2 separate regions of the Mus musculus genome follow, and region 2 is linked to region 1. A link is a loop called in an ENCODE intact Hi-C map of the cell type or tissue named here. Cell type or tissue: heart. All regions are shown on one strand. Links, peaks and the distances in the headings refer to the core of each region. The heading gives the core; the rest is flanking DNA.

What was found. Hi-C counts contacts between places; a loop is a spot of excess contacts. Peaks named below come from ENCODE experiments on the same cell type or tissue, not always from the same donor. Only the 100,000 strongest peaks of a DNase experiment are listed, where the experiment ranks them.
Region 2: a loop joins it to region 1, with 2.0 times the contacts of the local background. A loop is called at or near these places in 1 of 42 quality-filtered maps.

What each region holds. Positions count from the first base shown.
Region 1 is chr17:25,115,959-25,129,839 of GRCm38, reverse strand. It overlaps Telo2 (telomere maintenance 2), which reads left to right and starts at 13,873. Exons shown (of 21, transcript NM_001163661.1): 1 at 13,873-13,881. Ptx4 (pentraxin 4) reads right to left here and starts at 9,080. Exons shown (of 3, transcript NM_026747.1): 1 at 8,849-9,080; 2 at 6,492-7,146; 3 at 4,572-5,266. The coding sequence starts at 8,989. The coding sequence ends at 4,614. In heart, for the core only: a CTCF peak has its summit at 12,401; no DNase peak of the experiment used is centred there; H3K4me3 peaks cover 221 bases; H3K27ac peaks cover 330 bases.
Region 2 is chr17:25,054,467-25,070,783 of GRCm38, reverse strand. Ift140 (intraflagellar transport 140) reads right to left here. Exons shown (of 30, transcript NM_134126.3): 18 at 15,027-15,226. Tmem204 (transmembrane protein 204) reads left to right here. Exons shown (of 3, transcript NM_001001183.1): 2 at 420-575; 3 at 12,311-13,082. The coding sequence ends at 12,555. Among named protein-coding and RNA genes, the nearest start is that of Tmem204, 18 kb to the left of the region's middle. In heart, for the core only: CTCF peaks have their summits at 6,272 (motif pointing left) and 6,569 (motif pointing left); DNase peaks (open chromatin) are centred at 6,253 and 6,803; H3K27ac peaks cover 1,145 bases.

The DNA of each region.
Region 1 (13,881 bases), core at 11,018-13,517:
GCCGAATCCTGGCTTTGAGCCTGTGTGTGTCTGGTTACTTCCAGCTGTTCTAGCCTGTCCACGAGGTTGAGAGCAAGACATTTGTAATCAAACCATTGGAGGTCCAGCTTTTCCTGCTTGCTGCTTGGGATCTTCTACAGATCAGCAATCCCAGGACCCTGCCGTCCCTCCAGCAATCACTAGATCACTAGATGGCTCTTTCCAGGAGAAGTATGTTGCTCCCCACTCTCCTTGAAGCCAGAATGAAATGAAGCAAACACTGCTTCCAGAATGTGTTAAGAGAAGCAGGAAGGGATGTTCGAGAAGGAGGGACGCTCAACTGGCTGTGCTTGAGACCAAGAGCTCAGGTTCTTAGGGAAGCAGAAGACAGCATGACTCAAGATCACAGCCATGAGGTGTCCACTGGGGTTTCCAGGTCTGACATTCTTCCTGATTGTGACTCACGAACAGGCGGCCTAGGAAGCTGATTTTAGCAGAAGGCCTAGGGCACACCAATAAATTGGAAAGATGCTGTTAAGAGACTCATTTAGAGCCTGGCATGGTGGCACACACCTTTAATCCCAGCACTTGGGAGGCAGAGGCAGGCGGATTTCTGAGTTCGAGGCCAGCCTGGTCTACAGAGTGAGTTCCAGGATAGCCAGGGCTACACAGAGAAACCCTGTCTTGAAGAAAAAAAAAAAGAAAAGAAAAGAGAGACTCACTTAGGGTAGCAGTGTAGTGGCACACACCTTTAAGCCCAGTGCTCAGGGGGCAGAGGCAGGTGGGTCTCTTGAGTTTGAGGCCAGCCTGGTCTATAGAGCGAGTCCCAGGCCAGCCATGGCTACACAGAAAAACTGTCTTGAAAAGTGAGAGAGGGGTGGGGCTGGGGATGTAGCAGTTAGGAAATGCTTGCCCAACATGCATATAGCCCTTATGGGAAACACCTGTAATCCCAGCACCAGGGAGTGGAGGAAGGAGGGTCAGGACTTTAGGGTCATCATCAGCTACACAGAGAACTCAAGCTTAGCCTGGGCTACAAAGATCCAATCAAAAAAAAAAAAGACTAATTTAGAGTGAGGTTCCCATGGCAGTGTATCTGGGTAGGGTTTTGCATAGCTGTCTGCCTCCCACTTGATGAAAGGATAGCCGAATGGAGACCCAGCCTCTATAAAACTGAAGCCTCCAGACTCAGGGTGTAGAAGGCTTTGGGGCTCCATGGTTTTATTAGCAATAGAAATGGGTCACCTCCAGTCTACTTTCTCATTTTAGATTTTTTTTTAAATGTATGTGAGTGTTTTGTCTACATGTATGTGTGTGCCTCGTACCTGTGGAGTCCAGAAAGGGCATCAAATCTTCTGAAATTGGAGTTACAGGTGGTTCTAAGTTTTCATGTTAGTGTTGGGAACCAAACCTGGGTTCTCTAGAAGAGCAGCCAATGCTCTTGACCTCCGGGCCATCTGTCCAGTGCCACTTTCTTGCTTTTGAAATGGAAAGGGATATGGTGGCAGGTGTCTATAATCCCAGCATTTGGAGAATTGAGTTGGGAGGGTAGCAAGTTGGACAGCAACCCATACTATAGAGTCATAACTCTTCCACAAACAGAGAAACAGGTGCTAGCTTCCATAGGGAGGGGGGCAGGGAAGAGGCACACGGTGAAAACTATCAGTCACTCACAGTGTTACTGTGGGGACAGACACTGAGGTCAAACAGAAAAACTAAGTGTGGAAATGGCCAAGCTGGAACACTGAGAAAGTGAATCAGAGTGCTATGATTAGGCGCGAGATAGCCAAACTGATGCCGAACATGGTGACATACACCTTTAATACCAGCACTCAGGAAGTAGAGGCAGGTGAATGTCTGAGTTCGAGACCAACCTGGTCTACAGATCGAGTTCTAGGACAGCCAGGGGTACATAGTGAAACCCTTTCTAAAAAAATTAATGAAAAGAAAACAGAAAAGATAAGCAAGCTCCCGAGATAAGGGAAAGGCCAGGGCTCTGCGTCCTCGAGCACAGGCTGGCTTCCCCACCCACGAGTCCTTGAGGAATCCTTCCTCTTGTAGACTCTTGTCTCTGATATAACTAATTACACCAGGGAGCCCCTAACAAAGCCTCCACATACAACAGGAAAGAAACCCCAAGGCACGCATTAGATAAAAAAAATTAACGAAGATTAATTAAGAGCTGTAACTAGCCGGGTGGTAGTGGCACATGCCTTTAGTCCCAGCACTTGGGAGGCAGAGCCAGGCAGGTTTCTGAGTTTGAGGCCAGCCTGGTCTACAGAGTGAGTTCCAGGGCAACCAGCGCTAGACAGAGAAACCCTGTCTTGAAAAACAAACAAACAAACAAACAAACACCAAGAGTTGTAACTATTTCTTGAGAACTAAGAGAGCTTCGTATCATTACAGCACTTGGACACCTGCAAGGTCAGATAGCAAAGCTGGTCCAGTAAGTGACAGCAAGGTCAGATAGCAAGCTGGCCAAGTGAGTGACAGCTAGCAGACAGAGAACACTAACAGTGAAGAAAGCAGCAGCTAGAAACGGACAAAGGGAGGGAATGTCAACACTCCTAACCTGATAGCAGCGCACACCCTTCGTGATCGTCCCTGGGTCAGGGACTGACCGAAGCATGCCAGCCTGCTCAGTAGCTCAGCTGTTAGCAGCTGCAGAACTGCTGACTCATCAGTTTAGCTCAGCCTTGGCTCTGTTTCAGCCATCGCCCTATACAGCTCAACAGACAAAGGGATTCGATGGCTTTGTCTTCTTTTCAGAGCTCCTCCCATTCTAGTTTCTCGCTTTCTCTTTTTCTTACTCTCTTTCTTTCTTTTTAAAAATTTTTTTAGACAAGGTCTCTCTAAGTAGCCTTGGTTATCCTGAAATTCACTACGTAGACCAGGCTGAGCTCAAAGATCCACCTGCCTTTGACTCTCTAGTTTGATCCCCCAAATCCACATTAAAAAAGAAAAAAAAAGAAAAGGAAAAAAACCCAAAACAAAAAAACAAAACAAAACAAAACAAAACAAAAAAACCAGGTGAGCTGGGCAGTGGTGGTATGAACGCCTTTCATCCCAGCACTTGGGAGGCAGAGACAGGAGGATCTCTGAGTTCAAGGCCAGTCTGGTCTACAGAGTGAGTTCCAGCATAGCCAGGGCTACACAGAAAAACCCTGTCTCCAAAACCAAAAGAACTTTTAAAAAGATAACCAAATAAAACTAGACTGTGATGGTTGCACAACTCAGTACTTTTATTAAGATCTATAAAAAATTTTAAAAGGGCACATATTCTAATATGAAAATAATGTCTGGTAAATTCAACTGTAAAGCCTTACTTGTGTGTCTTTAATGGTAGCTCTGGCAGCCTCAATGGCTCTCAGAGACAACAGAACAAGAATGGCGAGTTGACCTCCAGGGAATACCTAAGGCTCCTGGAGAGGGGGTGAGAGGACAGACTGTTAAACCTTTTTCATGAGAGGGATGTTGGAACATCCATGCTTACAGAAACCTTCAGTGAATCTTTGGAGAGGAGACAGCTATGGTAAAAGTACTTCTTGTAATTTCAAGGGGGCCCCTGGGAACTGGCCTCTCATCTGTTTGACAGTGTTTCATTGGCAACCAAGGAGCTTTAGAAGGAAGCCCAACCAAGTTCCTGTCCACCAACTCAGCTGGGGTCAAAGAATAGCATACTACACACGAGTAGTATGAGAACAGTGCAGCCTATAACAATATCACTGTGGGCCGGGCGGTGGTGGTGCACACCTTTGATCCCAGCACTTGGGAGGCAGAGGCAGGTGAATTTCTGAGTTCGAGGCCAGCCTGGTCTACAAAGTGAGTTCAAGGACAGCCAGGGCTGCACAGAGAAACCTTGTCTTGAAAAACAAAACAAAACAAAACAAAACAAAAACAAAAAGAAAAAAGAAAGAAGAAAGAAAAGAAAGGGGTGTGAGAGTGGTGACTCACATCTGGACTCTCCACACCCTGGAGGCAAATTGCTATGGGTTTGAGGCCAGCTTGGGATACAGAGTAAGTTCTTGGTTAATAAGGACTACAGTATGAAAGTCTGAATCCAAAAACAACAATCAAACAAAACCACAAACAACAAAATTCCACAGCAATGGGAAGTTATGCTCTTCGACCCCCTCTCTTTCCCCATTGCACATTTTCTGTCTAATCTGAGTCTCCATGCAGGAGGCTCCTACATCAGAGTGCAGGCGCACATAGTCCAGCAGTGACAGCAGTGACAGCAGTGACAGCAGTGACAGCAGTGACAGCAGTGACAGCAGTGACAGCAGGGGAGTGTTTGGAATGTGTTGATAAGGATTCTTCTTCTTCTCCTTCTCCTTCTCCTTCTCCTTCTCCTTCTCCTTCTCCTTCTCCTTCTCCTTCTCCTTCTCCTTCTCCTTCTCCTTCTTCTTCTTCTTCTTCTTCTTCTTTTTGGCTTTTCAAGACAGGGTTTCTCTGTGTAGCCCTGGCTGTCCTGGAACTCACTCTGTAGACCAGGCTGGCCTTGAACTCAGAAATCCGCCTGCCTCCCAAGTGCTAGGATTAAAGGCGTGCACTACCACGCCCAGCTCTTTTTTTTTTTTTTTTTTTTTTTTGGTGAGGCTTGTTCTTGATGGCCTTGACTGTGTGTGACACAGTCACGGTGTGGCATATGGACACTGCTCCAGGCAGGTACATTTGGCTCTCTGCACAAATCCACCCACAGAAGTGACATTGGTCAGCGTCAGAATAGCGCCTGTTGGGAGCTCTTTTCCAGAGGCCAAGTTTGCAACTTCTCTAGGGAGCAGTGCCCGGTCCCAGATGGCCAAGCCAGATATGCTCCCTACGAAGGCCTCAGAGCTGTCAAACTCGCCCCCCACAGTGTCTTGTTCCTGGCCCAGCACAAGCGACCCTCCGGGAGGGATCTCATAGCCCTCTCTGAAGCGGGAGCCGGTGGCTACTAACCTTCGGTCTATGTGGAGCCAGTACTTGCCCTCCACGGATGTCCAGATGATACAAATGTGGTGCCACTGGCCATCCAGGAGTGGTTTCAGGGACAGTTCCCTGAAGTCTGGGTCCCCAATCACAAAGTGGATGGAACCAGGGACCAGGGAGTTTCGGCCATGCAGTACTAACTTGTTGTCATTGTCTTTGGTGGCATAGGAAAGGAGGGTGCCCAGGTGGCTGGTGGCCATTCGGACCCAACTGCAGAAGGACAGGGCTCGTAGGGGCATGAGGAAGCCAGGGCTAAGGAAGATCACATTTTCGGTGGAGGTGTTGGGGAAAATCAGCACTGGGTCCGTGTTGCAAACTGGAAACAGAGGGAAGAGAGTCAGCTCTGAGCATGAGGCAGATCAGAAGCATCCTGCTGCAGGCCTGCCCTTTGCTCTCATCTACAGCGTGACCCCAAGGTCTCCGGAGAGTGCTTGCAGCACCCTTTCTGCACTCAAGATTTGAACCCTTCTTCTGCACAGGTGAGAACTGAGAATAACTTCTCAGGGAGTCGATGAATCCTCTGTGTCTATCTGTCTGTCTCTGAAGCACCTCGAGACCAGGGAAGCCTTTGTGTATGCTCTCTGTGGCTGCTATGACTTTGCTATGGGTTTATTGATGTAAACCAGCTTTCTTTTGGAGGGCATAAACCTGAACCTGCTCTCCCAGGGTTCAAGACCCAGTGTTCCGTGGTCAGTTTCCTCCAGCGCCTCCTTGTGTTTGGAAGTGGTAGTCCTGAAGGCCTTGGCTCCCGTCTACCCCCTGGTTCCACAGTCCACCCTCTTATTTTCTGCCTCTGTCCTCGGGTGTCATCCAGCTCTGGCTCTCCTGCCTTCCTCTCTAGCCTCCGATGACTATTATCAGCCAGATAATCTAGGGTTATTCTATAGGAAATAAATCGTTTTCAGTCTGAGGTTCCTTTAGTACTTATCAGTGAATCTCACTCAAGTAAATAGGCAGCACTCGGCCCCTCTCTTCCCTATGCCACAGCTGGTACCTGGTACCTCCCTGAGCACTTTTTAGTTTATTTTACACTGAAATATCAACTCTGTGACCGAGCCCAGGCTCAGGAAAGAGCATGCATCCCAAGCCCCGGGAGGATTTGGGGTGGGGACTATGCTAGATAAGACGAAAGTGAGGAACTCAGCCAAGGGGAATTCAGGAGGCAGGGAAGTGTGGTTGGGAGTGTGAAAGTCACTGTTTTGTGCCAAACAATGCACCGATCAGTTCTGCCCTTGTTCTAGGCCGGTGTTGGACTCCTGCACAAACGCAAACTCAACTATCTCTCTTTGGCTTCCCAAGTCACAGTAGTGTTAATAGGAAGCAAGACTCATCCTGAGGCTCCTGGTTCAGTCACTTCAATAGAGGCCCTTCTGCTATGCAGCCTGACCTGCTGGAGGCCATTCTCTCTTATGGTGTTAGGTATGTGGCCCTTGGGGGAAAGAGATTTTGGGGTGACAGGTGTCAGGAATGACATTATAACCTCAGACACTGCTAGGGAAACCTGGAACTTGATAGGGAGGTGACAGGTTTGTGTCACTTACTGTTTCCTGGTCCTTGGTAGGTCCTTGGTGGGGCTGCTTGATGACTGCTTGGGGTTTGGAACTTCTGCATCTCCTGAACGTGGACAGTGACGTCATGAGGGGAACTCCTGTGTTGGGGTGAAGACTTGGCTACCTGGCGGTCCCTCCACAGTTGCAAGGATCCTGGGCCTCGCTGAGCAAGCTGGGTGGGGTTGGGGGCTGTGGTCAACCCCAGGGCCACAGTACCAGAGGAGGCCCTCTGTGTCTGTCCCTCCAGAGCAGCAAGCCTGGCACCCTGGCTGTGGACTTGCTGTGTAAGGCTGGCCAGTGCATCCTGTAGTGCCTGAACGCTTAGGGCCAGGCTTGCAATAGCCTCCCTCTGTGCCTTTTGCTCCCCTTCCTTCTCTACCCACTGCCTGCTCTTTGTGCTCAGGGAGAGGTCCAAGGCTTGAAGTCGGGCATCTACCTTCTGGCTCCTTCGCTGGCTCTTCCTATACCAGGTCTTTAAATGGGCCACATCTCCTTGTATGGCAGCTTGAGACTGATTCATCGCTAGAGCTACGGCTTGGCTCTGTTCCACCAGGCTCTGGAAGCGAACATCCATATTGTGGTAAACATTGTAGTTGTTGGCAATGTTCTGAAGGTGTGTTAAGGTCACCTGTTGGAATCTCTGAAACTGTAAAGAGAACACAGCTCTTATGGGGTTAGGCTGAGGCTACCCTAAGAATACTTCAGAAGTATCTATTCTATCTACATCCAAGTCTATGGATGGTTCTGTTTATAAATTGAACAATTTGATCCTTGTCACCATGCTAGGACATGTGTGGAGATTATCATGACTAGTCCCAAAGGGCCAGGTACAAAGCAGGTAACTGTCCTCAGGCCCCATAGCTGCACAGTGTAAAATGTGGGCTCCAGACCCATGACCCTAGTGATGATCCTCTCTGGTCCCAACACTCTGGAAGACATCTTGCTACTGTGATCCTCGGGGCTACCTTTGTGTTCAGAGGGGACTGCAGGACAGGCTGTATGAGTGCACTGAAAAATATTTTAGATTGAGCTGGGTGGTGGTAGAGACAGGGGAGGAGGGTCTCTGTGACTTCGAGGGCAGCCCGATCTACAGAGCAAGTTCCAAGGTATCCATGGCGACACAGGAAAACCATGTCTCATAAAAAAAAGTTTTTTAGATGTATTTAATTTTATATGTATGAGTGTTTTGCCTGCATGAACGTATGTGCACCATGTGTGTACCGTGTCTTTGGAGGTGCTTGAACTAGGGTTATGAATAGGTTGTGAGCCATCACGTGGGTGCTGAGAATGGACCTGGATCCTCTCCAAGTACCTAGTGCTCCTGGTTGCTGAACTATTTCTCCAGCTCAGAGCGCGTGTATGTATGTATGCATTTATTTATACTTATTTATGGTTTTCCAGCTCTGGGGACTGTATCTAGGATCTTGTACATTCTAGGCAAGGAAGCCCCGTGCTGCTGAGCTACAGCTGTTGCCTTTTCAGTCTTTGTTGTTGCTGTTTGGGTTTAAGTTCTATTTCATTCTATGTGTGTGGATGCTTTGCCTGCTTGTGTATCTGTGTGTCATGTGCATGCAGTACTCAGAGGAGTGAGAGCTGGCATTACACATGATTGTGAGCTGCCAAAGGCGTGCTGAGAATTGAACCTGGGTCTTCTGCAAGAGCAGCAAGAACTCTTAACCACTGAGCCATCTCTCTGGCCCTGTTGTTGTTGCTGTTGTTGTTTTGTTTGTTTGTTTGTTTGCTTGTTTTGAGACAGAGTTTCAGTCAGTAGCACAGGGTGGCTTGGAACTCACCATGTCCTCATTCAGGCTAGCCTCAAACTCATAGCAATACTCTTACTTGAGCCTAAGTGCTGGAATTACTGGTACACTCCACCATGTCTGGCTGTACCAGGATCAGTACAGGACGTGCTTGGGGTGGGCAACTGTCTACAGACCCCTGCGGAATCCTTGGGACAGAGCATATGTTCTGCTTTGAAATAGACCAGTGCCCTCACAGCTCCCACAACTATGAATACTGTCCTGCACAGTCGCTACCCAGGCTGTGTTCTTTGGGTCTTCTAGACACCTCTTCAGGTCTCCTGCATCTTCACACACACACACACACACACACACACACACACACACACACACGCACACACACACTGTCTAGTTGGACTTCAGAGCAGAGCCTAGCAAACGCTTGCCTAGTTTCTAAAAACAGGTGAGAATATCGTTGGCTTCCAACAAGGAGAGCAAACCAAGTGCTCTCTGTGTACCTGGATCACAGAGAGCATCGGACTCCATGACATCCATTCTTTACCTGCTCCTGGTATTATAAAACCAATTCCCCAAGTGTAGTACACCTACCTGCTCTTCTAGTCGACGGAGCCTCTCAAAAAATGGCTTTCTTTGCCTGGCTGGGTGAGCTTCCTGTGACGGAGTCCTGTGTACATTCAGGGACACAAAAATGAGGAGAAAAAGCAGGGTCTTCTTCTTCAAGCACCTCATGCTGGGACACACAGAGGCAGAAGCTGATGTTCGTCCCTTGGTCCCTTGAGTCTGTCTCGTATCCCTGCTCCTTGAAGCCCACCATGTGACTGGGTTTCTTCTTTCTGTCCTGGCTGAGTGTCAGGTTCTTCCTGCCACCTTAATGAAAGGCATCTGCCTTCAATCCAGTGGGCTTTGGGAACCCGAGGTTCCCAGGGAAACGAGCTTCAAACAGGCACAAACAGCTTCTTTGGGAAATTGTTCTAGTGGATGTGCTCAGGGCTTTGCTTGGCTCAGAGGCAGACAGGAGCTGATAATGGCTCTAACAGCAGCACCTAGACTGGAGTTCCCACCAAGAAGTCAGAGCAGGACAGGGGTTGAGCATGGTCAGGAAGTTGTCCAAGCCAGCTGTGCACTGGTGCCCAGGATTCCAGCCACATGCAGCCATGTCTTATGAGTCCTGTCTCACTGCCTTGGAGAAGGAATCCCTCTTAGAAATGAGACTGAATTTCACTTTATCTTATTCTAGAATGGGATAACTTAAATTAAAATTAGCTATGTTTTTCTTCCCTGGAAAAGGATCTTGCTGTGTTGCTCATGCTGGTCTTGGACTCCTGGGTTAAATGATCTATCTCAGTCCTCAGCTAGGACTATAGGTGTTTGCTCTCTCTCTCTCTCTCTCTCTCTCTCTCTCTCTCTCTCTCTCTCTCTCTCTCTTTCTCTCTCTCTCAGTCCCACAAATTGCACATGTTTTGAGTTAATATGATATTTTGATAAATGTATTATGTAATGTTGAAATCAAGCTAGACATACCTGACTTTCCCTGCCTGGCTTTTGGTTACAGGCTGTGCAGGGGGATGAATGAGGGTCCCTGAGGAAATTGATCCAAGTTCTGCTCCAGGACCTGTGAATATAGCCTTATGGGGAAAAACGTCCAGGCAACATCTTAAGATAAAGTAACCCTGGAGTACCCAGATAGCCCTGCACTCAACAGCAAGCATCCTGATAGGGGCAGAGAGGACACCAAGGAAGAGGCCCAATGAAGTCGGTGGCCGAGATGGGAACAATGCTGCTGGGGCGGGCCACACCTGGAGCCTCTGGAAACCAGAAGAAACTTCTGCAGTAGCATGCTGCTTTGGGTTCAGACTCTGACCCCCAGAGCTGTGAGAAAATAATGTTCTGTTGTTTGAAGAAGCCTAGTTTGTAGTAATAAGAACAACTCAGGAAAGTGTCACCAACAAAAGCATTAGCATTTCCAAGATGACAGGAGCCATAGTGTCTTCCCAGAGGACAGGCCACTGAGAGTGTCATCCCAGAGGCTGGCTGCTGCCATTAAAGCTCCTTTGGTCAAACATCAGAACATCACAGACAGAGGAAAAAAGCCACAAAAGTATCCAGGGAGAAAAACTGTTGGTTCAGGAGACTGGGACAATTCCAAGGGGACAGCTGACTTTATCATTTATGCTGATCCGGAATTTGATCCATGGCACCACAAAAATAACTAAAAAAACAATGGCAAAAAGATAAAATAGTGCATCTATTTCATGTGAATAACTCAAGAGCAAAGAGTATAGGCCTTTGTAGGTACTGAGACTCCAGAAACGTATCCCCAACCCTACCTTCACTGGGAAGTCCTGGAGGGTGAACTTCAGGAAAATGGACGGGTCAAGAGGTAATGGAGTTGCAGTTTAGGGATGGAGATTCAGGAATGTCTCATGCTGGGGCTCCCACACCCCACTCTCAAGTCTTGGTTACATCAGGAGATACCCCCTTCACTTCTACAGCGCCCCACATGTGTTCTGACAACTCTATTTGAGTGGTTTCTTACTGTCTGTTCTCTGGACTGAACCCAGTGTTGACCTTTATTATTTATTTATTTATTCTGTGTGTGTTTTACTCACAGGCTCATGTGTAGACACCACACATTTAAGTCGCATGCCTTACTCAGGTCTCCACCTCCTCATTTTATTTTGAAACAGCACCTCACTAGTTCTCGGGTTCACTGGCTACCTGGCAGGCTCTTCTCCACACACTATTCTCTTACACCCCTGTTCTGATTCTGGGGTCACAGATTGTTGTGCAGGACTATCCTCCAAGACATCTGTCACCATCAACTTGGAAATGACCATCATGCCCGGGACTTGGTGATACCTCATAGAGGAAGGACAGAGAGGGCCAGGGGATACTCACTTGAGTATCCAGCCTCCTCCCAATCAGTTATATGCAAGTCTGCCCTAGTTCATTGTAGCCATGGGGGACTCAGAGAAGGGACAGAGTATAGAGATATGAAAAAATTAGGGAAGGGTTCTATCTACACAGTCATGGGGGTCTGTTGGGGGGCAGACCTTCCAGTGTGACTGCTTTAAGGTCACCTCTGCTACTGCCTATACCCCCTCACCCATTGCTCTGTCAGTAAGCCTAATAAACTCACTGATTCCTCAGAGTCAACTTTGGTGGAAATGTACTTCAGCTTATTTATCATCAGTACTGTAAAAGGAGGGGGGTAGACTTTGTTTACATCTCCTTGGCAACACAGATGCATGCCTCTTCACTTGGCTTTGATATTGGGTTCTGGGGATTTGAACTCAGATCTTCATGTTTGTACATCAAACACTTTGCCTAGTAAACCTTCTCCCCAGCTCCCAGGTCTAGTCTTTTTGAAGAACAATTACCATTACATTCATTTCTTGTTTGTGTGTGGTTGTGGGAGCAATGAGTGTGTGTGCTTGTGAAGGGCAGAGGACAACTTTGAGGAGTTGGTTCTCTTTTTCCACCAAGTGAGCCCTGAAGACTGAACTTAGGGGATCAAGCTTGCCAGCGGAGCACCTTTACTTTAAAAAAAAACTTGTTTATTAATAAATAATGTAATATATGTAAGTACACTGTAGCTGTCTTCAGACACCCCAGAAGACGGCACCAGATCTCATTACAGATGGCTGTGAGCCACCATGTGGTTGCTGGGATTTGAACTCAGGACCTTTGGAAGAACAGTCAGTGCTCTTAACCGCTGAGCCATCTCACCAGCCCTGTACCTTTACTTTTAAGTGAAGACTGGATCCTCCTAACACCCCTTTGTTCTAAAACAAATAAGGACACCCATCTCCGCCTGAACACTGGCCAGGGGCTAAGCACTGTTAACATTTATTATTGTAAGCACTCTGGTATTCATTTCCAGAAAAATAAGCAAAAATATTGGGTGCTGAGGTGACACGAGCTCTTAACTAGCAACTGCTAGGTTTTCCATTCTGGATGGCTTTAGCAAAAGAATTGCCAGTCAACAACTCCTGGCCTGCCCTAATGCCAGCTCTGACTATCCAGGAAACTCTGAGGGCCTTGAGAAAACTACAAGGTTGCAAATTGCTTCAGGTCTGGAAGATACAGCCCCAAGGCTTTTTGCAACCATTTCGACCAGGTTGAGAAGAACACGTCCTCTGGTGGCCTAGCTGAGGAACTACAGAGGCTGGTGCAAAGACTGTTAGCAGAGGAAGTGCCCCTTTTCAGGATTTGAAGGCAGCCGCTTTGACTCCCTCTGGGAGAGACTTTCCTCATCTCCTCCCTTTTGTTGCAGCTTTAGGTACAGTAAAAGGCTCCTCTCCAGGGTTTGCTTGCCTACTCTCAGTAATGTGGGCTAAGCTGTTATCATGAAAAAAAAAGAGGTGGCAGAGACAGCTGAGCAATTGGCAGGCCAAGCTACAAAAGGGACAGGACAGTCAGTTTTGTCATAGCTGAGGAAGCAGTAGCCAAGGCATCAGGGGAGTGCAGAAACTGAGACTGAATGAGGATAATTGACTAAACCAGAGAAGAGATGGCATAGCCTTGGATGCCAGATGAGTTCCAGAGAGCCAAGAGGTCTCAACCCTAGGCCAAGAATTTTAACACTGGCTGTCATTAAGAGCGAAGGTCTACACAAAAATTGTAAAGCTGTAGGGCTGAAGAGTCCCTACAATCACCAAATCTGCTTAGTGGAAGCTGCACCAGCCACAGGAAAGAGCCAAGGATTCCTGACCTACGTAAGAGCTAGAATACTTTTAGGGCTAAGGGTCCCAATGCCTCCAGTCCCCTAATACTAGGGGAGTCATCTGCCATCTCTCACTGAGGCCAAACATGGAGAAAAAAAAAAAAAAAAGAAAGCTACCATTTGAAGACCTTCTCTTTGACTAACCCCAGTTTTTATTTGTGTAGAGATCCTGGCTGGCTGATCGGTAACACTTCCATGGATGCTGGGAACTGAACTTGGGACCTTGGCAAGAGCCACACGTAATTTAACCTCTAAGATAATCGCTCTGGCCCCTGGTATGCTCTGCTAACTGCTAAGCCTTGAGTGGGCTCATTTCCTGCTCAGGAAGGGTAATTTTGCTTGATGATGTTGAATGAATACAGCTTGCTCAGATTTCCACCCACACCCAGTTCCGCTGAAATGTTGCTCCCTCAATGTATCTTCCAGATCAGGATGGTCAAGAAAAGTTCTGCCATGATGGAATGTTTCACACTGCTAAGTTCAGACGACAGTCAGGATCCCTGGGTGTTTACTCAGCTAGTGGTGTTTCATTTAGGGCAGTTTAGACGCAGTTTGCGTGTTCGCAGTAAACGTGCACCCTTGTGTACCACCAAATACATCAGCGCATCCGCATTACAACTTGGCCATATCCGCTGTTCCTGGCTTCCTTATTCTGTTTCCCTCAGGGCGCCTAGAGAGTTGATTAGTGCTCTAGAGTGGAAAGTCATCCGACCCAAGGCAGCATAGTGGGGTAATGTGCTGGGGAAAGTCTCTCCAGAATTAAGGAAAACAGAGACAGCAGTCACCAGGGGACCAATAGAGCGGACACGCCTACCGGAGTCCTGCCCTCAGGCCTTGCCCACCGTAGGCTCTTAGGCCACGCCTCTTCCTCCTCTTGCGCAGGCGCAGATGCTGC
Region 2 (16,317 bases), core at 5,475-7,974, 54 kb after region 1:
GGTGGAGAACAGTAGAGAAGATGTTTGATCTCTGGCTGCCATGTGTACACATGCAAGCAGGTCTAACAGCTCCCTACCCCAGTACCATGGTATACACATACATACACTACACACACACAAACTCAAATCACACAGCAGAATTGCAGCCTAGGGGCGATGTGACCTTGCACTTAAGCTCAGGGGTCCTGGAGTGGCTGGTGAGAAGACACGAGGATAGCATGAAGACTCCTGAGTGGGTAAGGTGCTCACACAAAGTTCTGTTCGGAGAAGAGTCTAGCTGTTTGTATTACTTTTTCAAAGGTCCAACAGAGGCCCATGATGGAAGTGGCTATCACTGAAATGAGAGTGGGCCAGCCTGACTTGGCTCTTCCCTATGGCTCACACACTGACCACCTGCCTTCCCTTCTTTTGGCCCACAGTACAGTTTGACATGATGCGTGCCTGCAACCTGGTGGCCACAGCTGCACTTGTTGTGGGTCAGATCACCTTCATCCTTGGGCTAACGGGCCTGCCCCTGATGTCACCAGAGTCCCAGTGCTGGGAGGAGGCAATGGCTGCTGCATTCCAGCTGGCAAGTAAGTACCCAGGGCGGGAAGAGTAGCCACACTGTGGTCCCATAGAGCCGGAAGACCTGCTGGGCCCTTGTGATACCATGGAGGGAGAGCACCCCAGGGCCGTGGGCAGCTTGAGGTGCGGTTCCAGGTTCTAGCATACTCAAGTAAGCTGCTCTGCTTTGCTGAGTCTACAGAATCTGTAGCACATTTACCCTTCTGTATGTCAGTGTGCTCCTGCTGTCAATGTGATGAAGCATCTGGGGAATAGCTGGTTTATGCTGGGCAGAGATGGGAGGCAGCCTTAGCCTAGTCCCAGCCTGCCCAGCTTACAGTCACAACACAAAGTAGGGCTCTGTTTAAGTGAGGCTTCCTGGGCCCCGACCTGGGCTCAGCATAAATCCTTGCTCATGACCAGTGAGAAGCTCATGTAAGCACGAAGCCTAACCATGAATGTGTGCATCACTCCCCTCCTGGCTGCCACACAGATGCAGACCATAACCTGACTGCATGACGCTGGGTTGTCAGAGAGCACAGCTGCTTCAGCCATCCACCCACCTAGTGATCTGGGGATACTGTGTGCAGGATTAGATATGATAGAAGCAGATTTGCTGTTTGTTATTTTTGTTTATTTGCTTTGAGACAGTATCTCATTATGGAGTCCTGGCTGGCCTGGAACTCATTACGTAAGCTAGGCTTGTCTTAAACCCAGAGATCTGTCTGTCCATGCCTCCTGAGTGCTGGGATTGAAGGCATGTGCCACCACGTCTGGCTGAAATTTTGCTGTTTTTAAAGGATGAGAGTGGTGTCACCACCAGCAATGATCCACAGAATCGTGGAAGGGTTAGACTGGCGTTAGAAGTCAAAGCAGGTGTGTGACCACGACCCACCACCTCTGGTGACTGGAGTCCCACTGCTCCATCCTGTGGGCTCAGAGCTGTTAGGATCATGAACAACTAGGAGAAGTTCAAGCTTCTTGCAGCTCACGGAGGATGTCAGCTGTGTGGTCTATAGACAGAAGAGCGGCACACAGGTGCACATGAGCAGAGTGTGGGGCATTCTTTATCCACCTTTCCTTTTTGGTCTAGAATGCCAGTCATTCCTGGGGCCAGCGTCTACTCCTGACAGGGGAAACAGCAGGAAGTCTGAAGGGAATCCTTCTAGGAATAACAGATCCTGGGCCTTTATCTTCCTTGAGAAACAGTTTCCAGAATGAGGCTGACTGGTATTTATGTGCTAGAGAATGCCTGGGGGGAGTCAGGAAGCCCTGCTACCCTGAATGCTAAGAATAGTGTGGCAGAATGGTCCTGCGAAAGTCACTTCCCTGGGACCAGCAGAGGCAGGAAGGGGTAGGGGTGGGGTTTGGGAAGGTTGTGAAGTCTTTGTGGAAGGACCCAGGGCTCAGTGGCACGGGAGCTGGAACTGTATCCTGGTTCTACCAATGTGAATGTGAGCCAATCACAGAGCCAGCTGCAGTTCAGTTTACCAGCTGCAGTTTACCAGCTGCAATACAAACCAGCTGCAGTTTACCAGCTGTAATACAAGCCAGCTACAGTTTACCAGCTGCAATATGAGATTGTCTCTGTGATACCCACTGGATATGAGACATGCAGATGTGACAGGGGAGGGGGGTTGTCAATCCTGCCCCCTTCCTGCCTTCACCACTAAGAGTATAACATGGGCATGTTTATAAAAGACTCACACTTTGCCCTCTATTGATCACACATAGAAAGTAAACAGTTCTTCCCACTGAAGGAGTGGCCTCTACCATCTGAATCCATCCTCAAGAAGGAAATGGAAGATTTTGAAAGCATCATAGGAAAAGATTTAAAAAGTTTTAAAAAGGCTTGGTGCTAGCAATGCACGCTTTTAATCCCAACATTCCGAGGACAGAGGTAGGCAGATCTCTGTAGGTTCAAGGCTAGCCTGGTCTATAGAATGAGTACCAGGCCTGCCAGAGTTACATGGTGAGACCCTGTCTAAACCACCTTCCTTCCAAAAAATAACAAATAAAAGACAGCTTAGTGCCAAAAAGGAAAAGAACCATAGTTCTTTTGTTGTTTATTTTTCTTCTCACTAGTTCCTGCCTGAACTATTTCTAGTGAAAGAATCAACCTGATTGCTGCCTTTCTTACACTGACAACCTAGAGACTCTTACTTGGAATCATTAGAACTTGTGTGTGTTATGTCCAAATACTCACTGATGAAAACTCAAAATAAGGAAAACTTCCATTAACTGAAATTGAGTTGTCCTTGGCAGTCTTGGAGAGAATTTATCAGGGGCCTCCTGAAGGGGTTCTGGGTTAATACACTTCTATTTTGAATATTTCAAGGCCAGCACAACCTCTGGAAAGGTTCGACCATCTCTGTCCAAAAACTTCCCAACAGCTGGAGGCCAGTGGAAAAAGCCAGGGCAGTGAGGGTAGTGGCCCGGGGCAGTTTGGAAGCTCCTCATGCCTCCCAGGCTGCTTTGTCCCTTTGGTATCTGACTATCACTCTGACGGGTCTGTTTTGCCCAAAAAGGAAATGCATTTGGCCTGTTTAGACTGTTTCATTGACAAACAGTACAGAGAGCAGCTATGTGCCTTTCTTCTATCACACTGCTAATTTTAGAGCTGGGTTTTTTCCTGTGCTTGGGTCTGTTTTAAAGCCAGGGAGAGACTGTGGGGCGCCAGGATGTCCTGTCACAGGACGAGGAAACGCCTGCTATTACCTGTTGTCAAGCTAACCCGAGTCCCAGTGCTGGGTCGAGGTGGGTGGGTAGCGGGAAAGAAGATGCTAATGAAGAGAGGAAAGTCTGTGGAATTGACAGAGGAGGCTGAGAACCCTAGAACCCAGTAGAAGGAACAAACTGAGGGGAGGCAGCAGGCTCCCCACCTGCCTGTGCTCTCAAGTGCTATTAGCCCGACATCTCTGGGCACCAGTACCATGTTCAGCACAATCCTGAGTAAGAACTGCAGCTCTGAGGGACCCTTGCGCAGCAACATCAGGGACAGCTGTGGTAAGCTGCTCCTCTCATGGGCTGTCAGCTGTCTTGTGTGGTTTTACCCTTATAGGTTCCACCAAGTACATGCAACAGCATTTCCAATATCTGCTAAAGACTTTCCAAGCCTAATTTTGCTTTACCTAGAAACTGGAAAGATTCCTTCGTGACCCTTATACTCCATGTGCTCTCAACATTGTTCACTCAAACTCCACTCCAAATTTCCCCTGGGAAAGCAGCTGTGTTTCTGACAGGGAGACAGGTCCTAAGACAGCGAAGTGCCCACCAAAGTCCTGGGGAGACAAGGGGGGAGGTGGCTCTGGCTGTGACTCTGTTACCACCAGGCAGTTCCACATGGGCTGTCTTGCTCTGTCTGCTTTCTTCTCTCCCCATTCTCCCTTTCTTGGCTCTCTGTGGTAATTGGCACAGCACAGGTTTAAGAAGGCCAGATGTTCCCACTAGCTCCTCCCCAAGAACCAGCAGTATGATGATTGGACCATGCAGATAGAGCGCACAGAACCCTTTGAGCCCTGTGCACTCGCGTCCCCGGAAGGAAGGTCCGGAATGAGAAGCTGGCCTGAGTATTTGGTTCTGATTGTTAGGTCTGAGTGCTGTCTTTGGCCTCCCCATAGAAGTCCATGCTACGGAAGGTGCTGTGCACAGCTCCTGCTCTGCTCTGTGTGCCCTTTCTACTTATTCTGTCTCTATTTCTCCTCTTCTCTTTGCCGCACCATTTTTTTAATGGTGCTAAATAATGAGCTGAAGTTTCCCACACATTAGCAAGCACCTTACCACTGAGCTGGATTCCCAGCAGCCCTTATTTCCTTTATTATGTAGCTCAGGTTGGCCTGCAACTCACCATGTAGCACAGGTACAGGAAAAGTAGCCCTGACTAGGTGAGGGTAAGCGCTCTATAAAGGCAATGAGCTTGTGTGGCCTCTGGCTCTTCGCTGGCACCAAGCAGCACCTGGAGCAGTGTAAGGAGCTAGGGTTGGTTCACAGCTCTGCTTAGGAGGTGCCTCAGCCCTACATGGATGTTGAGGACTTCCAAATTCTTCAGGTCCCAGTACATGCCTGGAATGCCCTGTTGCCTAAGGAGCCCGCTATGAGGGCATTGCACACCGGGTCAGGCTGGAAGGGCAACACGATGCCCTTCGATGTGCCTGTGTGTCACTACCAATCCATGCAAGGGCTTATGGCATCTTCCCTGTGGAATGCCAGGCTTAGGAAGTTCTACAGTTTTGTTCTGGGAGCCAGAGAGATGGGAGCTGGAGGTCTTGGAAGAGTGAATGTGTAGTCTTGAAGGCCATGTTCCTTATCTGCATTCTCCTTTAAGAACTCCTCTTCTCTCCCATTAGCATTATAGTTTATATAGCCCATTTCCAAATCTCTTTGGACAATGGCAGTATATAGCCAACAAGCAAACCAATCGAACAAACAGCAAACAAGAAGTCCCAAGCACAGCATATGGTGCCAATTTGTCTTCCTGATGCCCAGAGATGTCCTGGGAAAGGTGGGTTGTGTAAGCTATTCCATAATTAATTACTTTACTCAAAGCTACCTTCATGGTGGAATCTAAGCCTGTCTCTTCTCCAACATGTATGTATGTATGTATGTATGTATGTATGTATGTATGTATGTATGTATGCATGGTGACTTTTGCAGCTCAGACTTTGCAAAGCTCACTGACAAAGCATTACAAACCAAGTCATGCACTATTAGACAGTGGATGTTAGCACCACCAAGACGACTTTCAACACTGGGCTCTGAGTTGTTCCTTAGTTGTTCTTGGCTCAGCCAGTTCTGAACCTGGTCAAATATTGCCAGAGGCCAGGCATGGTGGCACATACCTTTAATCCCAGCATTTGGGAGGCAGAGGCAGGCAGAGGTTAAAGGTCAGCCTGGTCTACAGAGCAAGTTCTGAGTTAGTCAGGGCTACATAGGACTCCGTCTCAAAACAAACAAAGATGCAGCCAACCTTCCCCAACAATAATAACTCCCCTTGTCCCAGACTTCCAGAGCTTCTCCTGTGTCACGAATAATGGTTTCCTTCATCCTTTCCTAGTAACTGTAAGTACTTTTGATTAGGCTTTGCTCGGTCGGGGTGATTTCCTTTTCTGTCTTCTTTATCTGGTCCTCAAGCACCACCCTGCTTGGTCCTAGGTATACCTTATCTCTCCTCCCCTTCTTCCTTACCCAACTGAGCCATTTGGGAGCAATAGAAGAACGTGATCACCCGTTCCTCAATGCTACGGATCCTTCTACTAGAAAGAACCATTTGGATAAAAAATCAGGCTCATGTCCTGTACTGCCGAGTCTCCTTACACAAGGGATTGAACACTATGATGGAAGAGGTAGAAGTCTGGTTTGCTCGTCTTCCCTTATTACACATGCTGGCTACACATGCTGGACATGCCAAGGCTGGCAGTGTCTGCAACTGACCCTTTGTCAGGATGCATCTTAGAAGCCGGTCCTGTTCCCTCTAAGGCACCAGCACTTTGCTTGCTCAATTGCCGAGGAGCACCAGAGGTCAACCCCAGTGTCTTTCCTCTGATGCCACCTGTGTGTATGTTTGATAGTCATTCCAAAAGGGAAGACTCTGTGACAGAAGCTTAGGCCCCAGGAAGAAGGCAGGAAGGAAGAAAGAGAGGAAAGGGGCGCTCTCCACTGTGCTGGAATTCACACCGCCCTCCGCTGGGCTGGCCGGAGCAGAGGAAGAGGCTGTTTGCTTTGGCAACGGGACTTCATAGAGATGGAACTGATCCCGTGTGTGCAGAACAGAGCACTCGCTGAAGCACTCACTTCCCTTCTGGAGGTTTCTGGACAGGCTGATTACATCACTGAAAATTTGGGGGAGAGAAGTCTTCAGGGGAAAGGACACGGAGGAGAAAGGGAACCTAACTTAGGGGGGATGAAAGTAGGATTTCTAAGCCAACCTTGGCCCACACTGAGGGCCTTCATCCATCCTTTCCCAAGCACAGAGGCCCCACAAGTAGAAGCTGACCTTACTTCAGAATAATGTCTGTAGTACACGATGGATGTGGCGCCTTCTCGTGGCGCCTTCTCCCAGAGGCCAGGGTCACGTGGCGATGCAGTGAGTTCACGCAGCGTCACACCTCTGCTCTCCCACGGTTTATCTGCTTTTTATTAATGACACTGAATAACGGGGTGATTTCTTCCTATCATCTCTTAGCCTATACCGTCCTATCTGTTGGTTCACGGCAGGTCTTGGATGGCAGCCAACTGTGGAGCTAGAGGATGCTAAGAGCTATCTATGCCTGTTACAATGTATCAGGCCCCCTCTTTGTAGGACTCTGCCCCTGGGCTGGCCTTGGCTCACCTAGGTCCCTTGCTCAGATTTCCTGTAGGGCTCCATATTGGGAATGGGCAGACTATTCCATTTCCCCTTTCTATATGCGTTCTAACGTGGTCAAAGCTGACTGACAACTGAACTGAAACTTAAACTGATCAATACCCAGAACGAGTGATGTGTCAACCATTTGCTTTTGTTTTTTGAGAGAGGGTCTCTCTATGTAGCCCAGGCAGGCCTGGCACTCACCTTCCCATCTCTGCCTCCCTAGCTCTGGGATTGTAGGCGGATGCTACCACAGCAATATCTAGTATGAGACTTTAGTACATAGTTATGCTTTGCTTTTTTCACAGAAAACCACCTAGACTTTCCTTTCTACTTTTTTTTTTTAATATGAAAAAGCAAGTGAAGTGCAGCCTCTGACTTTCACTCCAGTGGGAAAGGGGAGACACATGGAACTCAGCCAGCCCAGCCCCAGGCAGGCCACATGCTGCTGGGTTTCCATGACTACCGATGAACCAGGTGAAGGGCCGTCCAGCTCACTTTTCCTTTGTAAAGTGTGTATCAGTCAGGCTCCATGTTTATGTATGTGTGTGTGAGTTGGTGTGTGTGCATGCCGTATGTACTTGTTAGTGTGGCTGTGTGTGCACATGCCTGTGTGGTGCCCTGAGGTCTATATTAGTTGTCTTTCCTCATCATGCACCTTTAGTTTTGAGACAGGATCTCTCAGTGAACCTGACGCTCCTCGATTCAGCTAGAGACTAGTGACTGCCCCTTGAGCTTCAGGATCCACCGGTCCCTCCCTACCACTCCCCACTGAGGTTGGGTACAGATATGCACCACCATGCTGAGCTTCATTCATTCATTCATTCATTCATTCATTCATTCATTCACTCATTCATTTGGTCTTTTGAGATTGGGTTTCTCTGTTTTAACTCTGGCTGTCCTGGAACTCACTCTGTAGCCAGGCTGGCCTCAAACTCAGAGAGATTTGCCTGCCTCTGCCTCCCAAGTGCTGGGATTAAAGCCGTGCACTACCACTGCCCAGTTTTGTTTTGTTTTGTTTTCTAAACATAGCTTTTGTGGGGGCATCTTAATTTATGTCTTCATACTTGTATTGCAGGGTTTTGGCCAACTGAGCCATCTACCCAGCCCATATCTACAGTTTTTACTTTCCAATTTATACTTTCAGAACATAGAGGGCTCTACAAGGTCTTTTATGCACATGTCAACTTACATCTCTTTAATTAACTCATCAACGGGATGAGTGCTCTTTCATCTTCTCTGTTGTTCCTGGAAGTAGATACGTCTTCTGAAACTTTAGTTTGTGTGCATAATAAATAATATAGCTAGTTATGGAAAGGTCTGGATCCCTTTGATGGAGCTGTAAAGTCGCCATCCTGGAACAAATCATTGGCCACCTATGAGCGCCAGTGCTAATCCCTCGCATGGTCCTTGGGAATCTTAGCTGGGGGTGGCTTCAGTCTTGTGAGACTAATTCTGATCAACTTTAAGATCAAAGTAGCTGGGCAACGGTGGCACATGACTTTAATTCAAGCACTCAAGAGGCAGAGGCAGGCAGATCTCTGAGTTTAAGGCTAGCCTGGCCTGCGAGCAAATGCCAGGTCAGCCAGGGCTACACAGAGAAAACAAAAACAACAAGACAAACACAAAGCCCTACAAGGTGCCAGCCGGCTCCTCCATGGCCTTTACTCAGCAGGGGCAGCGGGGTCACAGCGGAGCTCAGGCGGGCATGCCCTTTCCTTCTTTTCCACAGGCTCACACCAGCCTATTCGGTTTCCCATTTGCTGTGATTTGCCTCAAGTTACTTAGCACACAGTTCCTGACAGTCCTTGGTACTCTGGAGCATCCTTGGTATCCTTGGATTACGGCACTCCCAGACATGGGAGATAGAAACCAAAGGAGGACACCAGGCACCGTAAGATAGCCAAGGGACAGCCACACTGAACAACTAAATCTCTCCTAACCACGAAGCAGCAGGGGCGAGCGGAAGCCAGGAGTGGCAGGGAAAGAGGTGTCAGGACAGGCAGGGCTGCCAAGCTGAGGAGCAGAGGCATCAGGAAGCCATGAAGCATTTCATGCGTGGGGAAGGCCTAAGTTTTGCTCGGTGACTGAAGAGGCGGCATCTGATGACCAATGTCCTCGGCAGTGTCAGCCAGCACTTAGAACATGGAACTGTGGAGCAGGTCACTCCTGCAAATCTAGCAGCAGAAAGTGCTTGACCCTCAATCTGTTGACATGTTTCGTCGTCGTGACACATGCATACAGAGGAGTTAAAGCAGGCATGACTCCGACATGTGGGACAAACTGACCACAAAGACTGCTCCCTCAAGGTGACCCTTCTGTGCTGGTCCAGTAACATCAGACTATTTTGACAGTTTTAGAGCCTACATATTTTCTAGAGATACAGTCGGCTGAGTGTGAACTGTTTGGAGGGACTGCCTGTATGTGCTCTTGTATGTCCTCCGGGACCACCACATCTGAGACTCTCCTCCCTTCTCTTTGCTGAAATGCAGTCCATGCTGGGCTGTCCCCTGGGGGCCCCTCTCAGAGGAGGCTCATTTGAATCATGACTACACGCTCCTGAGAGTGCAACGGTGAGCCCAGGGCCACACCACACCTTAATGAGTAGAGCAGGTCTCTCGGCCCTGCACGCGCCAAAACTTGCTGTTTTCCCCCTTGCTAACTTCCCTAGTCACATGACTGCATATTATTAGTCTTGACCAGAAGGTTCAGAATTATTCTCTCTCTCTTTTTTTTTTTTTTTTGGTTTTTCGAGACAGGGTTTCTATGTGTAGCTGTCCTGGAACTCACTCTGTAGACCAGGCTGGCCTTGAACTCAGAAATCTGCCTGCCTCTGCCTCCCGAGTGCTGGGATTAAGTGGGCCACCACTGCCCGGCCCCAGGCTAATTCTTTTAAAAATATTTTAAAATTGTGTGCACTCACTCATTAAGAGTGAGTGCAGGTACTGAAGGGGCTGAGAAGAGTGTGCTGCACCCGTTAGGGCTAGAGTGACAGGCACATGTAAGCCACCCAACATGGGTGCTAAAAACCGAAATCAGGTCCCCTGCAAGAACAGTATGCACTCAGTATCATCCAGCCATCTCTCCAGCCCCATGGAAACTTCTTGTAAGGGGTTACCCTCAGTCTCTTCCTTCTTACACACTAGGGATGCATATTGGCATATTTCTTTCTGCTTGCTTTTGCTTCCTTAGGCTTCATATCCCTCCTTGTTTACTATTTATTGTTTCAGAAGACATAAGCTAGCAACCTCTGTGTACCCAGTCTGCCTCGATTCTAATCTTTTTTCTGTTTCCGAAACAAGCATAAAAAAAATTCCTTTGGCTAGCTGGGCGTGGTGACACACACCTTTAATCCCAGCACTTGGGAGGGAGAGGCAGGCGGATTTCTGAGTTCCAGATCAGCCAGGGCTACCTATAGAAACTCTGACTCAAAAAAAAAAAAAAAAAATCAAAATCAAAATCAAAAAGAAAACAACAACAAAAGACAAAATCAGAAAGTCTTTTGGTTGATAAACATGCCCAAAGATATGAGAATAAGAGAACACAAAGTATTTCTAAATCTGTTAACAAAATATCAGCTTTACTCTACTAATATGAATGCCTATGGAATGAAGCTGTTAAAGAGAAGCCTAACTCTCCTTCACTGGTAGAGAAGTTGCCTCTAGTAGCAGGTGGAATGCAAGTGTGTGCGCGCATGTGCGTCTGTGTATATTCTAGAACTTGCTCATTAGACCAGGCCTTGAACACAAGAGATTCACCTGCCTCTATCTGTATACTCTGAGTGTCTGGATTAAAGATGTGAGCCACCACAGCCATTTTGGAATGCAAATTTAAATAGTATTTTCATGTATGAAATTTTCATGCATGAAAAATCCACAAAGTACTATAGTGACCCCGAACGTGAGTTTTAATAGCTTAGGATAAGGTAGAGGAAAGCAAACTCCATCTGTTCTCTCCTCCTGGAAGGTCCAGTGAGGATGAGGTCAGGGCCCCCACGTTTTAGAGAAGTCAAAGCTGTTGTCTTTGTCTCTCTGTCCCCTACCTTGCCTGTCTCTTGATGCTGCTCTTTGCTCTGGACTACACAGGGCCATCCTGAGTTGGAAAGCGGCGGTGGTTTTCTGAGTGAGTGGAACATTCTAAATAGACATACAGATGTCAATATGCAGGGGTATAGAGGAACCTCAGCTCCGGTAGGGGACACGGATGAACCCGAGGCGGTGGTGTTTTGCATCTGAGAAAGACAAGTAGACAGTTGGAGGAGAATGTTGCTGGGGAAGAAGTGGCTGGTCTGTGTCTTCCTCCCTCTCTCATGGCTGTTTCTGCCCTGCCCTTTTCATCTTGATCCCACAGTTGAGCTAAGGCTTGGTGAGTCCCTGCAGCTCTCTCCCAGGGCCAGCTACTGAGCAGCAGCACAGCATAGCCTCTGCTCATCAGACCTGCAAGTCTCCCAGTGCTGCCTTCTCTACCAAGCAGCTGTCCTCACACCCTAGTTGATTGACAGACTCTGGGCAGAAAAACCAAGATTTTCCCATTACTTACAATAAGAAACTAACAAGATCAAGCCCTTGCCATTGCTTAAAAGAAAGGAACTGGTGAGAGCCAGACCCGGCGCAGAACTCAGGAGAATGAAACAGGATGACAACCCAGAGTTTGAGGGCAGCCTAGGCTACACAGCGAGAGCTAGTCATGGAAAGGAAGTGGACCAACAGTCACAAAGCAGTTGGATCAGCGGGTGGCTCCTGAGTCGCCTCTCCTGCCCTGCAGTGTCAGGTGAAGGAGAGGAGGGAAGGCCCAGGAGAATAGCAGCAGCACAGCAGGGTCGGGCAGTGAGAGGGAAATGCTCTTGAGAAGCGAAAGCAAACCAAACATTACCAAAACCAGACCTGAGCCAGGCCCCAAGCTGGCCCCGGTGGCTCCGAGTGTGGGCTCTAGGTTCCCTGATGGGAGAGGGAACCTCTGTTCCCTCTGGCAGCAGAATCATGGGTACGGAAACTCTCCAACAGGGATTTAAACCAGCGGACGACAGTCTGTTTCTAGATAAATTTAAGAAATATCTATTTTTTTTCTGCTTCAAATTAACAAGCATTTATAAAAATCAGAGGTAATTCAACTCGCTTTAAGATAATGATGGCTGGTTCTGGCTGGGGCTAGGAAGGCTGCCTCCCAGGTGTGGGGACTGAGTGTAGATGGCCAGACTGTTGCCCAGGGGTTGACAGGACAGGCCTAGTTCTCCTCCTGCAGCCACTCAGATGCAAAGCCTGGCTGTAACCTCAGGTGAAAAGGCTGCAAGAGATAAGCAGGATGACAAACTAGCTCTGCCCTATCCTAGGGGGACAGTAGAAGGACAGGGGTACAGACCTGACTCCTGAGGACTCCTGCTTGTACACACACACTTCTTAACCTCTCCTCTCCTTCCTGCAGGCTTCGTGCTGGTCATCGGACTGGTGACCTTCTACAGAATTGGCCCTTACACCAACTTATCTTGGTCTTGCTACCTGAACATTGGTGCCTGCCTTCTGGCCACCCTGGCGGCTGCAATGCTCATCTGGAACATTCTTCACCGGAGGGAGGACTGCATGGCACCCCGGGTGATCGTCATCAGCCGTTCTCTCACTGCACGGTTTCGCCGTGGCTTAGATAATGACTATGTGGAGTCTCCATGCTGAGAGCACCCTTATAGGGACTTTCTCTATGAATAACCACTATAACGCTGTAGTCTAGAAATCGGTAGACTGCTCCAGGCCCTGCTTGTGCAGAGGTGTGGGGTGAGTCCGGGCTACCTATATATACATATGTATGATACTCATGTACATTTATTACGTTACATATGAATATATTATATGTCTCTGTGTCATTGTGTCATCCTACTTCTGACACGATCTTCCTTGGCCAGGCAGAGCATGGCTTCACGTCATGTGAGTTTCAAAGGTGGAGACTAGAAGCCGAGACAGGGAATGAGGCAGTATGGGCACCTTGCTCTCCACCTCCATTTGGGGTTAATTTATTCTGCATCTACTAGGATGGTATCCCCAGTGACTTTTACGAAGCAGGACATCCAGGAATCTTTTCATGAAGGGTCTGACAACCAGACCTTACCAGGTGGTACCGGTTTCATGCCAGAGTCAGGTTAAGAGCGTACGTTTTACTCCTGATTGTTTGTCTAATTTAAAATAAACACGAGCCTCTGAACTGAGCTTCTCCATCGTGTCTCTACTCTGTTCTGAGGCTTTTGTGGGATGACCCTAAAAAGGGCTAAGAAGGCCATTAAGGGCCCCGAGGAGGCACATACCCTAAGTCATGGTTGGTGCAACCCTGAAGTCCACATTCCTGCACCCTGAAAACTGGCCTGTCACAGCAGAGCAACAGCTGAGACAAAAGGATGAAGCCCACTAGCTTTCCTCAGAAAAGCCTTCATCCGCTCTCCAGCCAGGGGCCGACAGGCCAACGGACACCTCCAGAGGTCTCGGTGCTTTTGGACAGGCTGGAGCCCGCAACCTGTGGCTCCCCAGGAGGTATAGAAAGTCTGTACCTGTGGGGTTAAAAATGGTCCTCAGAACCCAGGGCTGCCGGGCCACATCTGTGACGGAGCTCCTGGTGTACCCTTGCTAGGTGGGCCCTTGGGACACAGCACTGCTTGATCGTGACCACCAGGAGGCAGGAATCACTGCTGGCATATGCAGCAAGAGGAAGATGAAGGCCTGTGACATCCCCTCTCTGGCTCCCTCTCCTAGTAAATGCCAAACTTTGTTACTTTCAGCCTTCTAGTGACTCATGTTGACCAGCTTAAATTCTGAAGCCCGTCCTAGGCCAAGGTTTTGTCTTCAGACAGAATAAACAGTGAAACAGTTTGGTGCCTTAAACACACAGAGACACTGATAATGACATATGAGCGTTTACAGATTGGCCATATGCACGCAACATACTCAGCACACTTAGAAACTAGGAGGCTCATGTCCACGGTATAGCACACAGATTTAGCCACACCATCTTCCCACTCGTCTCTTCCTCTAAGACATTTTTATTTCTAGTTATACACTAATACTATGCATGTGCCTGAATACATTAGTATTGTGTATGCATCTATATGAAGTACATTAAAGGATTAAAAGTGGCCATGCAGGTGCTTCAGGTTGTGACCATGTCCACAGTAAAGGAAAGTGATGCAGGGAAGGGTGGCCTTATTGGTCACTTCCTGGCTACATGGTCTACATGGCCAGTGTGTGAAAAAATCCTCCCAACTATAACAAACAGTGGCAGTAAACGGCTCTGACTGTCCTGAGACTCACGATGTACACCAGGCTGAACTCAGACTCACAGAGATCCTCCTGCCTCTGCCTCCTGAGCGCTGGGATTAAAGGCCTGCATGACTTTGCCTGCCAACCTTTCCTTTCTCATAGTATAACTCTCCCATATTTTATTTTATTCTTTTAAATGAAAATCTGTCAAATACTTGTGCTAAGATTTTTCTGAATTGTCTCAGGAGGGGAGAAAGTACTTGCAGACGGCCTGTACTGATTTGTGTTTTAAGACACGGTCTTACTCTGCATCACAGACTGGCCTGGAACTCACTATGCAGTCCAGGCTGGATTCAAACTTACAGCAATCTTTCTACGTCAGCCTTCTAAGTGCTGGGTTGTAAGAACAAGCCAGCACATCTAGGTCATTGTCACTGCTGTCATACATGTAACCACATTTCATTGACAGAGTTCTCTTTACTAATACACAGTGTGCTAGGTATGTCCCATGTCCTTGGGTCTGATGGGCATTTCACTGAGTAGAAAAACAGTTAAACATTGTAATATGATCATAGAAAGGTTATCATCTTAAAATGAAATTGACAAAGAAGACATAGAAGGGTCTGGAAAGATGGCTTTGTGATTGAGAGCACTGTTGTTCTAGCGGAAGGCCTGTACCCACAAGATGGCTCACCATTATCAGTGACTGCAGCTCTTGGGCATCAGATGCCCTCTGACTTAGGCACTAGGCACACATGTGGTGCATATACATATGCAAGTAAAATACTTATACATATAAAATAAATCTAAAAAAGCTTTTTGAAAAAGAAGGCATTAAAAAGGCTGAAGGCTCTAGGGAGGATGCACAAAACCTTTGACACTCGAGTGAGGGACCTCCTTACCTCTTGATGAGTTTGATAGACTTGAAAGCTTCATCCATGTCTCCAATGGTGACAAAGAAGCTAAAGTTGAGCATGGCATCCCGAGTAGACTTGTCACAGTCCTCCAGCCCCACAAAGTCTCGTAGGGGCCTCTTGGCTACCATCTGAGGGATGTGGTAGTACCCAGAATCCACCCTGTCTTCTTTGTCTGCTTCTCCAGGCTGGAAGACAAAGACCCCATATGCTTGTTAAACAGTATGCAAAGCTAATGACTGCACTCAGTCTTACCTCCCAACATTCTAACAACTATTGGGAAATCTATGTGCAGGGATGCATATATATATGTATATATGCATAGGCCAAATGGTTCCCACAGGGGCCTGAGAAACCTTTACAGTCACTGAAACGATCAGAGCTTTGAGCCCTCGATTTCAGGTGAACAAGGGCTGTCCAGGTATAAGCTTGTTTGTCAGCCTCTAATTTAGTAATATCAGAGTCTCACATTAAAAATAACTCTCTTTCGATCTCCATCTCCTAGAGTTTCACTCACCATAGAGACCTTTACCAGTTTAAGTGACGTAAGCAAGGTCAGACACATGCATCTCTTAAAGTAAAGAAGAGCAGCCTGTCTTTGTTGAACCTGAGGAGTCCACTGCCCCGCCACGGCTCGCCTTCTGCTCTCAGCCTCTGTATTGGTGCTGCTCTCCAGCGCTGGCACTTCCTTGTTCCTCAGACCACTTGTTATGTATATACACTCTAGCACATATTTGTCACGTGACTATCCAAGTGGTGGCCTCCTCAGCTCAGATGTCATGAACATTTACCCTCACTCCCCCTTCTGAGCCCACCTGGCAGGCCTAGTGAGAAGGCCCCAGGGGGAACCAACATTTGACCCGGACTCTGAAAATCTGGTGGAATTTATCATGCCTTGTTGTAGCTGGAAAACCCTTCTAGATATAGCATGAGCATAAGTAAAGGTTCTGTTGATGACAGTTTGAGTTACACACACACACACACACACACACACACACACACAAATACCAACTAGGTGACAGAAGAGTTTGGCTAATTGTGCATCATGCTGGATGCTGTCCTTCACACTGGTAACAGCATCATCCCTGGTGTGGCTCTAATGAGAGCCGAGTTTACTGTGTGAGCACCCTGGGGAGCCTTGGAATCCCTTGCTTATGCACCAAGCTTCTTATTTTAGCTCCTTGTTACTGATCTGTGAGGAACTGTTTTCTATGGCCACACTGCTCACATCTGAACTTGTCTCATCTTGGGAGCTAACCAGGGCTTGGATCTTATGGTA